2 separate regions of the Homo sapiens genome follow, and region 2 is linked to region 1. The links are chromatin loops, found by intact Hi-C in ENCODE. Cell type or tissue: PC-9. All regions are shown on one strand. Links, peaks and the distances in the headings refer to the core of each region. The heading gives the core; the rest is flanking DNA. Region 1 overlaps PHEX (phosphate regulating endopeptidase X-linked). Region 2 holds the start of PHEX-AS1 (PHEX antisense RNA 1).

Region 1 (5,387 bases), core at 1-5,000:
AAGGTTAAGAAAGGATTCATTAGTATCCACCCACATATGGTGCCAAGTTGGAAGTCATTTGATAATCACAATTCCAACCTCCAGAAAATTAAATACAAAGACAGACAACCCTGGAAAAGACAAATCTATCAAAGATATGCAGACAACAGAACAGATTCCAAGTTGCATGAGGTTCAAATAAAAACAGTTTTACATTCTCTTATCCAGGGTACTCCTAACTCAAAAGAAACCAAAAATTTAATTTCCAACTGAGAATGGATGTTCTACAGGGGTTAATTTCTTCTGCCACCTACACAAAAGGAAACAGAATTCATTTATTCAAGAACCAAAAATAACTGAATTCTGTCCCTTGTTCCTGGACCAAGTAATATTCTCAACGGAGCCAATTTCATCAGGGTTGTGTTTCTTAAGATTTCTCCACAGCCCAGCCTCTCAAGGAGGTCACCCGGAAGAAATTTCCCATTAGAAGTTTTATCCATTGTTGAATAAACATGCTGTGGACATGGAAGAAGTTCTTTAGACAGGAAATGGAAAGACAAGATTGGAAAACCTACCCGAATTGCCTGAAAACTTGCCCGTTTACACATGCAAAGTCCTAAACATCTAAGAGAGTCCGTGTGTACACAATGGTTGCCAGCACAGACATAGGCCCACCTGGAAAATAATTTTCTATTTATAAAATCACTAATAATAATGTTTGAAGGTAGAAAATGATAGTTGTCACTATTTCATTAAATAAGGAAAGAGGAAAGCCAGGACTCAATGAAAACAACCCTCTCCCGAAAAAGAGAACCTTGAACGTACTTGAGAGTATCAATCTACCAACATGAAGCCAAGATGAAAAATCCCTATGGTGACTGCAGCACCAGGGCACTGCCTTCACCGAACTATGTCAAACTGCCTTGTCAAGGCATTTGGGGAAACAGCCTAGCAGCCATCATAATCACAGTACAACAGATGTTCCTATAATACTCTGAATAGCTTCAAGACAAAATGTACGGCACTAATTAAGTTAATAAATAATTGTATATCTCCTGAAGAGGAATCTTACTTCTAAACCAGAAGTTCTACAGTTCAAAAAAAAAAAAAAAAAAAAAGCAACCCAGAGCTCCTGTCTAGTTTTTTAAAAATAAGTACCTGTACCTAAAACAAGTCCATATAACTAGATAGATTCCAGTGAAATAAATTAAATTGGGTTGGATGTGAGTATTTTCAATTATTTCAGCTTGTTTGGTGTTTTCTTTCTTGTGTATCATCATAATAATAAAATCAAGATAACTAGCCCCAAGGATTTTTTTTTTTTTTTGAAACAGAGTATCACTCTGTCACCCAAGCTGGAGTGCAGTGGCAGGATCTCAGCTCACTGCAGCCTCTGCCTCCCGTGTTCAAGCAATTCTCCTGTCTCAGCCTCCCGAGTAGCTGAGATTACAGGTGCACACCACCACACTCGGCTAATTTTTTGTATTTTTAGTAGAGATGGAGTTTCACCATGTCGGCCAGGCTGGTCTCAAACGCCTGACCTCAGGTGATCCACCTGCCTTGGCCTCCCAAAGTGCTGGGATTACAGGCATGAGCCACTGCCACCGTGCCAGGTCCCCAAGGATTTTTTAAAGGAGATTTTTTTTTAATACGCAGAAAGATCTAAAGCCATATCCACATATATTTCCATTCAAATCGGCTCCTGTACCCTTCCACTATATTGCTTACACAGTCATTAGACTATTTGGGAAACATACTTAGAAGTAAATAATCCAAATTTCATTTAGGGTTGTGATGATGTTCTGATGCTATAAGCACTCCACAGGCTAAAAAACATGAATGCCCTAAGGGCCAAACAAGCCACAGGAGCAAAAAAAACTAAAAGCATTAAATATTTACCTGTGTCTGCTTCCAAGGCATGCTATCTATCACAGGGAGGGAAAAAGAGGATCAGCAGATGCTAAATAGGGCAATCCCAAAACACTAACCATGCACAAATATCAATAATTTGTATATGTCAAAATTCTGGTTTCTGTACCAGAATTTGGCTTTTAAAACAGATTCGGCTATCACAAGTTCCTTGCCATACCCTTTTCCTTCTCTTCTTTCCTTCTCTCTGAGCCCAAGCAGACAGGAGAGCATTGATATGCAGACAGTGATGTGGCAATCAGTTGACAGCATCCATTTTATGTATCTCTGCATGTGAATTAGCAGTAAGAAGAATAAAATGTAGCCTGGAGAGTTATTAATGAGTAGAAAACAAAGCCTGCGTACCACAGGTAATTACTCAGGTTATTAAAATGTCCCCAAAGCATTGAGAAAGGCTCATGGGTCACCCATACAGGGGCATTCCAATCATAGCCTGTGTTGTTTCTTGGAGGATTTCTCAATCCCCACCTCCACCCCACCCAGGTATTTCTTACCACCTTACAACTGCAAAGGACAATAGCAGTTCATAAAACTGCAGGCCAGGCGCGGTGGCTCATGCCTGCAATCCCAGCACTTTGGGAGGCCGAGGCGGGCAGATCACAAGGTCAGGAGTTTGAGACCAGCCTGGCCAATGTGGTGAAACCCCACCTCTACTAATAATACAAAAATTAGCCGGGTATGGTGGCGCACACCTGTAGTCCCAGCTACTCGGGAGGCTGAGGCAGGAGAATCGCTTGAACCCAGGAGGCAGAGGTTGCAGTGAGCCAAGATCTCGCCACTACACTCCAGCGTGGGCGACAAAGTGTGTTTCCAAAAAAAAAAAAAAAAAAAAAAAAAAACTATAGCACAGCAAACCTCAGACTTTAAAAGTGGTTTGAGAAGTTCTTCTGATCATCAAATTTGAACATTAAGTACATATTAAGTATTTTTCTTCTCACTATGCTCCATCAAATAACTTTTTTTTAAAGGCAACATAATAGACATGTGGGAAGGGGGTGCTTTGGAATCACACAGACATGGGTTCCAGTTGCAGCTTGCTGCAACTTGCTAGCTGGAATTCGAGCGAGTTATTTAATCCCTCTAAGCCCCAGTTTCTTTATCTGTAAAGTCAAATAATAATAGTACATGCTTCCCAGGATTGTGCTGAGGATTTAAAATTTTTAATACACAGAAAGCCCCCATCTTGGTGCCTGGGCACATGATAACGGGGATCAGTAAGTGGTGACTTAAACAGGATTACAGGCAGAATTCGCCCTATACAAAACTGTCAAGTAATCAAGCTTGTTTCTAGTGCTTCCTCCATAACTGTGTTTGTTCTCCTGCTTGCTTCTCAGGATATTGTTGGCCAAAGGACTTATGCTAACCTAAGACACTGCCAGGCTGTGTGTAGGACTATTTCACAAACTGCACCTGCTATAGCCACCTTGCAAAGCCCCATGCTCTCAACATTTCCTCTGCTTCTATAGTAGAGGCAATTCTAAATGGGAAGACATATTTTGCAATCAGTGTTAACCTCCAAAAATATTCTGCTCACATTCTTCATCCTGGACAGCAAAGCATTTTCTTTTTTTATGTAAATTTTTCCAATGAAAGTACAGAAAAGTACACAAATAATACAACATACAGAAAAGTACACAGATCATAATGTGAAGAATGTTCACAAAGTTAACACGCTCAAGTAACCAGCATTATTACTGGAACCCCAAAAGCCCCTTGTGCTCCCTTCCAATCACTAACCCCAAGCAAGAAAATTAACATCCTCTATGGTAAAATACTTATTCAAGTCTATATCACATATTTATAGAGCAATCTACCTTTTTGTTATTGATTTGTAGAAGTGCTTTCTATATTCTACGTACGAGTCCTTTTTGAATATATTATAAAATATCCCATTACATAGACTTCATTTTTAATGGTATCTTGTAATAAACTGAAATTATTTTAGTTCAGCTTCTCCATTTTTCTCCTCCATGGTTACCATATTTAGTGTCCCGTTCAAGAAATCTCTGCCTATCCCAAACTCATGAAGATAGTCTACATTTTATTTTATTTTTCTTTTTTTTTGAGATGGAGTCTTGCTCTACCGCCCAGGCTGGAGTGCAGTGGCTTGATCTCGGCTCACGGCAATCTCCACCTCCCAGGTTCACGCGATTCTCCTACCTCAGCCTCTCAAGTAGCTGGGATTACAGACACATGTCACCATGCCCAGCTATTTTTTGTTTTTTGTTTTTGTGTGTTTGTTTGTTTTGAGATGGAGTCTCGCTCTGTCGCCAGGCTGGAGTGCAGTGGCAGGATCTCAGCTCACTGCAACCTCCGCCTCCCAGGTTCAAGCGATTCTCCTGACTCATCCTCACAAGTAGCTGAGACTACAGGCATGCGCCACCATGCCCAGCTAACTTTTTGTATTATTAGTAGAGGTGGGGTTTCACCATGTTAGCCAGGCTGGTCTCGAACTCCTGACTTCAGGTGATCCACCCGCCTCAGCCTCCCAAAGTGCTGGGATTACAGGCATGAGCCACCGCGCCCAGCCTGTATTTTTAGTAGAGACGGGGTTTCACCATGTTGGTCAGGCTGATCTCGAACTCCTGACCTCAGGTGATCCACCCGCCTCGGCCTCCCAAAGTGCTGGGATTACAGGCATGAGCCACCGCGCCCGGTGACAGTTTACATTTTCTTCTAAAATCTTTATTGTTTCACATTTAGATCTACAGTCCATCTAAAATTTGTTTTTGACCATGGTGTGGACAACCATGCCTTTGTAACCCAAGCCTAGCCTCAAAGGGGATGAAACGTGAGAATTTTAATAATAAAGATATTTTTGGTCATTGGGCCTCAAATAATATCACCAAGAAATACTTTTGGTATAAAACATTGGCATTAACAATGGCTATGCTCCATTAGATTGAATACTCTTTTGGGCAGGGGCTGGGTCACATTCATCTTTGAACACCCAGGACCCAGAGCTTGGCATGGCTGGTGCTTAGTGAATGTTCGCTGAGTTGAATTCCTGACAAGGAAAGTCTGAGAGAGACTTTCATCCAATTGAAAAAGAACTATGAGAAGCTGGACTGACTACTTTTATTATTTCTTTTTACAATCAGCAATGCCCTGATCATACTAACAACACCATCTCTTTTTTTCACATCTCAGTCCCTATATCATACAATGAAATCCAAGACTTCATTCATCTGTTTTCATGAACGCCAGTTTTAAGGGTACCTAAGTTTTATTTTCATCAATTGTCTCAGCTTTATCATCCATTCCCAATGCCCTGCTCTTCTACACTGGGGAGAAAAAAAATACTTAGTTCTGCTCGGAAGCTGAGAGAGGACTATCAATCCTCACTCAATTCAATTCTGCTGCTCAGACAGGACATTTATTGAGTGCTCTAGAATACAAAAAGGAAATTCCAAAGGAAGGATGAGGCCCTTGAGGATTTTACAGTACCATGCTTAGTCAAGAGTTCATAACAGCCATCT
Region 2 (5,387 bases), core at 301-5,300, 97 kb before region 1:
CAGATCCACAGACTAAATGGAAGAATAAAGTTATTACCACCACCACCACCCCAAAGATGGAGAACCTGTAATAAGCGCAGAACAAGGAAATGTGTTCAGCTTCTCTGTAGGATAAGTACATGTTTATAAGGCAGTACATAGGAATGCAAATGATCTGTAGTATAGTCTTCGGCCTACATGTAGGAATAGGCAGATGAAAAATACTGAAGCACTAATTGTGGTACTTTCCTTACTGTGCCAGTAGGAAGTGTAAATTCTAGGATACCTTTCATTTAATTTAAATCCATTTAAAGATACTCAGAGATATATCCAAATATCTATTAGAAAGACTTTATGTTAGGCACCCAAAGGATTTTCTGAATACTTAATGGAATCCGTATTTTATATCTACATGTCCCCTTATTCAAACAACAAAGCAACATGCAAGATTGGTGTGTTTAGATGGCTTTGCCCAAAAGTAATGTGTGTCTATACATGTAGACATACTTATTATGTTGGTGCAAAAGTAATTGCAGTTTTTGGCATTAATAGTAATGGCAAAAACCACAATTACTTTTGCACCAACCTAATATATACTGAGGTGATGCTCAAAATGTTTAATAATCCACATATACAGTGTACCATGGAGGATGCAATTCCTACAAACAGCTATGTGAAGGTGGGTCTGAGGGAGTTCCAGCCAGCACACTAGCACTGGAACCAGATGTCCCATCTCCACACTGGGGCTGGTCTTGGTCTGCTCTGACCAGTGGAACAGTCTGGATGAAGGCCAATGTGAGAGAGTTACAGAGGCCTGGCTGGAAGGTTGGGGGGCACCAGGGTGTCCCACCTCCAATGCCCACCCTTAGCTCTCCAGTGCCATGATGGCCAGGGGTCCCTTGAAAGAGCTGAGCGCAATGTTTTGTGTTTTTTAACAAATAGTAAAGAATTATTTTAATATTTTAACAACCTCTTTTTCTGCAGCATTCTAGCATTCCATCTGAATATCACCTCACTCTTGCAGAGTGGCACTCTCTGTCATGTACACACACACACACACACACACTACACACACACACTAGTGTTTCACTGGCCAAAGTAGACCAGACCCACCACAGAGAATCTTACATAGGTTCACATATCTGCATATCCCTATATGCACATTTATGTCTATATATGTGTGTATCACTCACCAGAAACTTTGGCCTCTGAAAATTTTCTCATTTCCAATTCTCCTAAGTAAATGGAGGCCAGCCATGATTCTGACTTTGGTCCTTAGTAACGTCCTTAATAGTGCCAGTTATTTACCTGTAGTTTTTCAGCTACATGCCTACCCTTTCACTCTGTTCCGTAATGCTGGGGACTGGGAATCTGAAAACTGTTTCTCAAGCTCCTTTGCCAATTAGCTTCCTGCAAATAGGAGGCACTACAGGAAATTAGTGGGTTGCAGAAGGGAAAAGGGTGCTGTGTTGCTGTCTCTCACTCTCTCTCCCCCTCTACTCCCTCCCTTTTCTTTTTCTGACAATAACTCTGGAAGAATCTTTAGTTCCTCCTGCAAAGCTCAGCTCTGGAGTGGCAGTTCTCCTCTACTCTCCTAAGTGACGGTACCATCACCTCCTCCCTTCTGTGACCCTAGACACAGGAGTCGCAGCTGCTTTCTAAAGTTACTAATCTGTGGTTTATCTCATTTTTCCCTCTTCTTGCCTTCCAACATATTTCATGTATTAAATTCCTTGTTTAAAATACCTAGTGTGCTTTTTGCTTTCCTGGCTAATACTGAAATATTTCCAAAATTGGGAGAGACTCACTTTTGAATCTATTTCTATTAAGAATCAATGAAATGGAATACTTTATTAGGCTGATTTGAAAATGGGCTCATGCCTACCTTTTTAGGCTAACAGGCTTTCCTGCATGTTGATGGGGGTTCAAATAAAGGGCATTTTATTTCTTCCTGTTCTTTTCAAAAACTACAAGATTGTTGTTCGGAAATGCTTTGCTGAGTACCTCAGTTTACCTTGTCATCCTTAAAAAATTTCTGATTCCTTTGCATATTTACCTCTTAATTCTATCTCATTTGCTTTTATTTCCACATGAGCCCAACTTCAATTTTCAACATTTCTCCTTGACCTTCGTCTGATCCATCAGGTAATCTCGCTCCTCTTTCCTTTTGCATTTGTGCCTGATGAATCATATCTCCACCTGTCTCAAATGCAGCATGCTGTTTTTCATTTGTAACAGCCTCTCATGCTCAGAGCTCGTATTACCAGAAATTTCTCATAGGTCCTATAGCAGTCCTTATCTACATGTTTCTTAAAACTGAAAACAGTCTCATTGTGTACCAGGAATACTTCAGTCTTTTTGCTATTGCCCTCAGTGACAATATTACAATCTATCATATCATCCTTTACCTATTTTTAGGGTGGGTTTTATTCATTTTCTCTATCAGTGATATGATTTGGCTCTGTGAGAGTCACAGGAGTACACAGCTGCGACTCCTGTGTCTAGGGTCACAGAAGGGAGGAGGTGATGGTACCATCACTTAGGAGAGTAGAGGAGAACTGCCTGCCACTCCAGAGCTGAGGTTTGGAGGAGGGACTGAAGTCACTGTCAGAAAAAGAAAAGGGCGGGGCTTGAGGGGGAGAGAAAGTGAGAGAGCACAAATCTCATCTCGAATTGTAATCCCCACGTGTCAAGGGAGGGACTTGTAATCCCCATATGTCAAGGGAGGGAGGTGATTGAATCATGGGGGCAGTTTCCCCCATGCTGTTCTTGTGATAGTGAGTTCTCATGAGATCTGATGGTTTTAAAAGTGGCAGTTTTTTCCTGAACTCTCACTCTTCCCTCCTGCCGCCTTGTGAAGAAGGTGCCTGTTTCCCCTTCACTTTCCGCCATGATTGTAGGTTTCCTGAGGCCTCCCCAGCCGTGTGGAACTGTGAGTCAATTAAACCTCTTTCCTCTATAAATTATCCAGTCTCGGGTATTTCTTTATAGCACCGTGTAAATTGACTAAAACAATCGGTTTCTGAATACAAATGTCTTTTTACTTCATGTACCTGGAATTTTTTTCACTGTCAGGTTTTTAAACTGTTAAAACTCTTGGGCGTAATTGTGTCTGCTTTGGCAATGAGTCAGATGAAAGCCATTTCTTCAAAGAAGTGATTAAAAATCTTGGTGTGTAATGTCTTCAGTTCAGGCCCCAGAGAAACAAAGAAGCACAGCCAACATGGCATCCTGTTTGGCATCTGGTTTCTTTTCACAAAAGATATTGCATTCAATGGGTCCTTAAATTTGGGGCTCTGAACTTAGCAACAGAATGCCAACAAAACTTGATCAACTAAATATTGTGAGTAAGCCTTAAGTTCTACCTTATTCGATTAAAGCTTGAGACTGCTCCATCTGTATACCCTTTTAAATCAATTTGAGGGACCTGGACAGTGCATGAGTTAATTCATGAGGACTTTTTCAAACCAAAATAGTTCACTACCACAAGTGTGAATTGAGGATGTCATAGCTAACACATGTATTGTGCTGATTGTATGTTAGGGTTCATTCTAAACACTTCAAATATGTTAACTTATTTGATCCTCCCAGAAATCCTATATGGGAGGGATTGGTATGACCTTCATTCTTCAGATGAAGAAAGGCACAGAGAGGATACATAACCTACCCTAGGTAACAAGGTGGTACATGGTAGACTGGGGGTTTTACTCCAGGCACTTTGACTCCACGGTCCCTATTTATAACCTCTACATCAAACTGTCTCTCAAACCTTCTCATCCACATGCTGACTCAGAATATATACCAATAGTATGGAGTTACCCAGGTTCTCCTGCTAAGGTACTTTGTGCCCTGATGATACTCTTCTTAGTAGCAACAGCAGTTTAACCTGTGGTTTATCTATTTTCCCTTTTCTTGCCTTCCAACCCATTTCCTGTATTAAATTCCCTGTTTAAAATACCTACTGTGCTTTTTGCTTTCCTGGCTGATACAGATATATTTCCAAAATTGGTAGAAATTCACGCTTGAGTCTATTTCTATTAAGGATCAATGAAATGGAATATTTTATATGGCTGATTTGAAAATGGACCACAAATGGTCCATATTGATCCGCAAAGCTACCCTTTATAGGAAGTAGGCTATACTCTGAGCCAGAGTATTATGCCAAGTGCTTTTACATTTATACAGTCTCATCTAATCTTCCCAACAATACTAAGACTTGGTTATTATATTTCCAGTAGCCAGATAACCAAAGGGAGGCTAACCGAAGTTAAGTAACCTACACAGGATGAAATAACTAGTAAGTACAAGAAGCAGAATTCAAACCCAGGCCCATGATACTGGAGCCTGTGCTCTTAACCATTTGATAACATGGCCTTCCCTCTGCTCTTCTTCCAACAGCCCTGGTCACACTGCCCCCACCAAGTCTCCACCCTGATGCCTCTGTTCCTCCAGCATAGCTGCCTAAAAAGGACCCTCAAGAATCCCTTGTCTGATTACAGGCAGAGCTTCCTGAGCCCAGATATCAGTCCTGGCTCTGAAAGTCTGTGTGGAACTGAGGAGCTCACTTAAATTATTGAGTCTCTATGTCCTTTTCTGCAAAATGGGAATGAACATCATCTATTTCACAGAATCACTGAAGGAATTAAAAGATAATGTACATGAATATGTCAAGTGCTTCAATATTTTTAGTTACGATAATAATAATGGGATTTTCAGCATCATCAAAACAGTGTATAATAAGATAGACTGAGTTTTAGGATGCTATGAGGCATCATTATTTTCTTCCAGAGCAACTGTATCAATATTTTGGGAGGCTATATCTTAGAGCCCAATGGAGGAAGATTCTAATTAATGCTTTCTCTCACTTTTGAATAGTCTTGTAAAATTTTGATGCTCATCTACAAAGCTGGGATCGTTTTCAGATATGCCACTTGTTGAACCACAATTTCAGGAAAGAGCTATACCTCAGAACTATAGTTACTTAAAGAATTTCAAAAGACTACATTTTCAAGAAAATCTAGTGAATAGTAAAAACAGGTTTTTTTAAATGAGGAAGAAAAATCACTTATCAGAACTATTTGTAGGAGAGGAAATAACAGTGCTTGTGAATAGAAAGGCCTGTAATTAATACACCTACTGGAAAATACATGTCCAAAAATATTGAAATAAAAAAGAATTATGACCATTTTTCATCAGTAACTTACTGCAAATACACAATCCAATTCACAATAAATTATAGAGTCGTATGTATATGCATTTAATTTGCCAAAACACTCATAAAGTTTAATGAAGTTAACTCCCAGCAGGCAGATTTATTACTATTCATTTAATACGAATGAAGCAAATAAAAAGTATTTAACAACAAACATGATGCATTTGCCATTAGAACATGCCCACTAATTGTAACA

The links. Peaks named below come from ENCODE experiments on the same cell type or tissue, not always from the same donor. Only the 100,000 strongest peaks of a DNase experiment are listed, where the experiment ranks them.
Region 2: a loop joins it to region 1, with 5 times the contacts of the local background. A loop is called at or near these places in 1 of 110 quality-filtered maps.

The regions. Positions count from the first base shown.
Region 1 is chrX:22,070,996-22,076,382 of GRCh38, reverse strand. All of the region lies in intron 3 of PHEX (phosphate regulating endopeptidase X-linked), which reads right to left. Among named protein-coding and RNA genes, the nearest start is that of PHEX, 41 kb to the right of the region's middle. In PC-9, for the core only: no CTCF peak of the experiment used is centred there; a DNase peak (open chromatin) is centred at 2,272; H3K27ac peaks cover 2,841 bases.
Region 2 is chrX:22,168,683-22,174,069 of GRCh38, reverse strand. The region is part of intron 13 of PHEX (phosphate regulating endopeptidase X-linked); the gene reads right to left. It overlaps PHEX-AS1 (PHEX antisense RNA 1), which reads left to right and starts at 1,087. Exons shown (of 5, transcript NR_046639.1): 1 at 1,087-2,124; 2 at 2,426-2,560; 3 at 2,880-2,911; 4 at 4,215-4,276. In PC-9, for the core only: no CTCF peak of the experiment used is centred there; a DNase peak (open chromatin) is centred at 2,199; H3K27ac peaks cover 524 bases.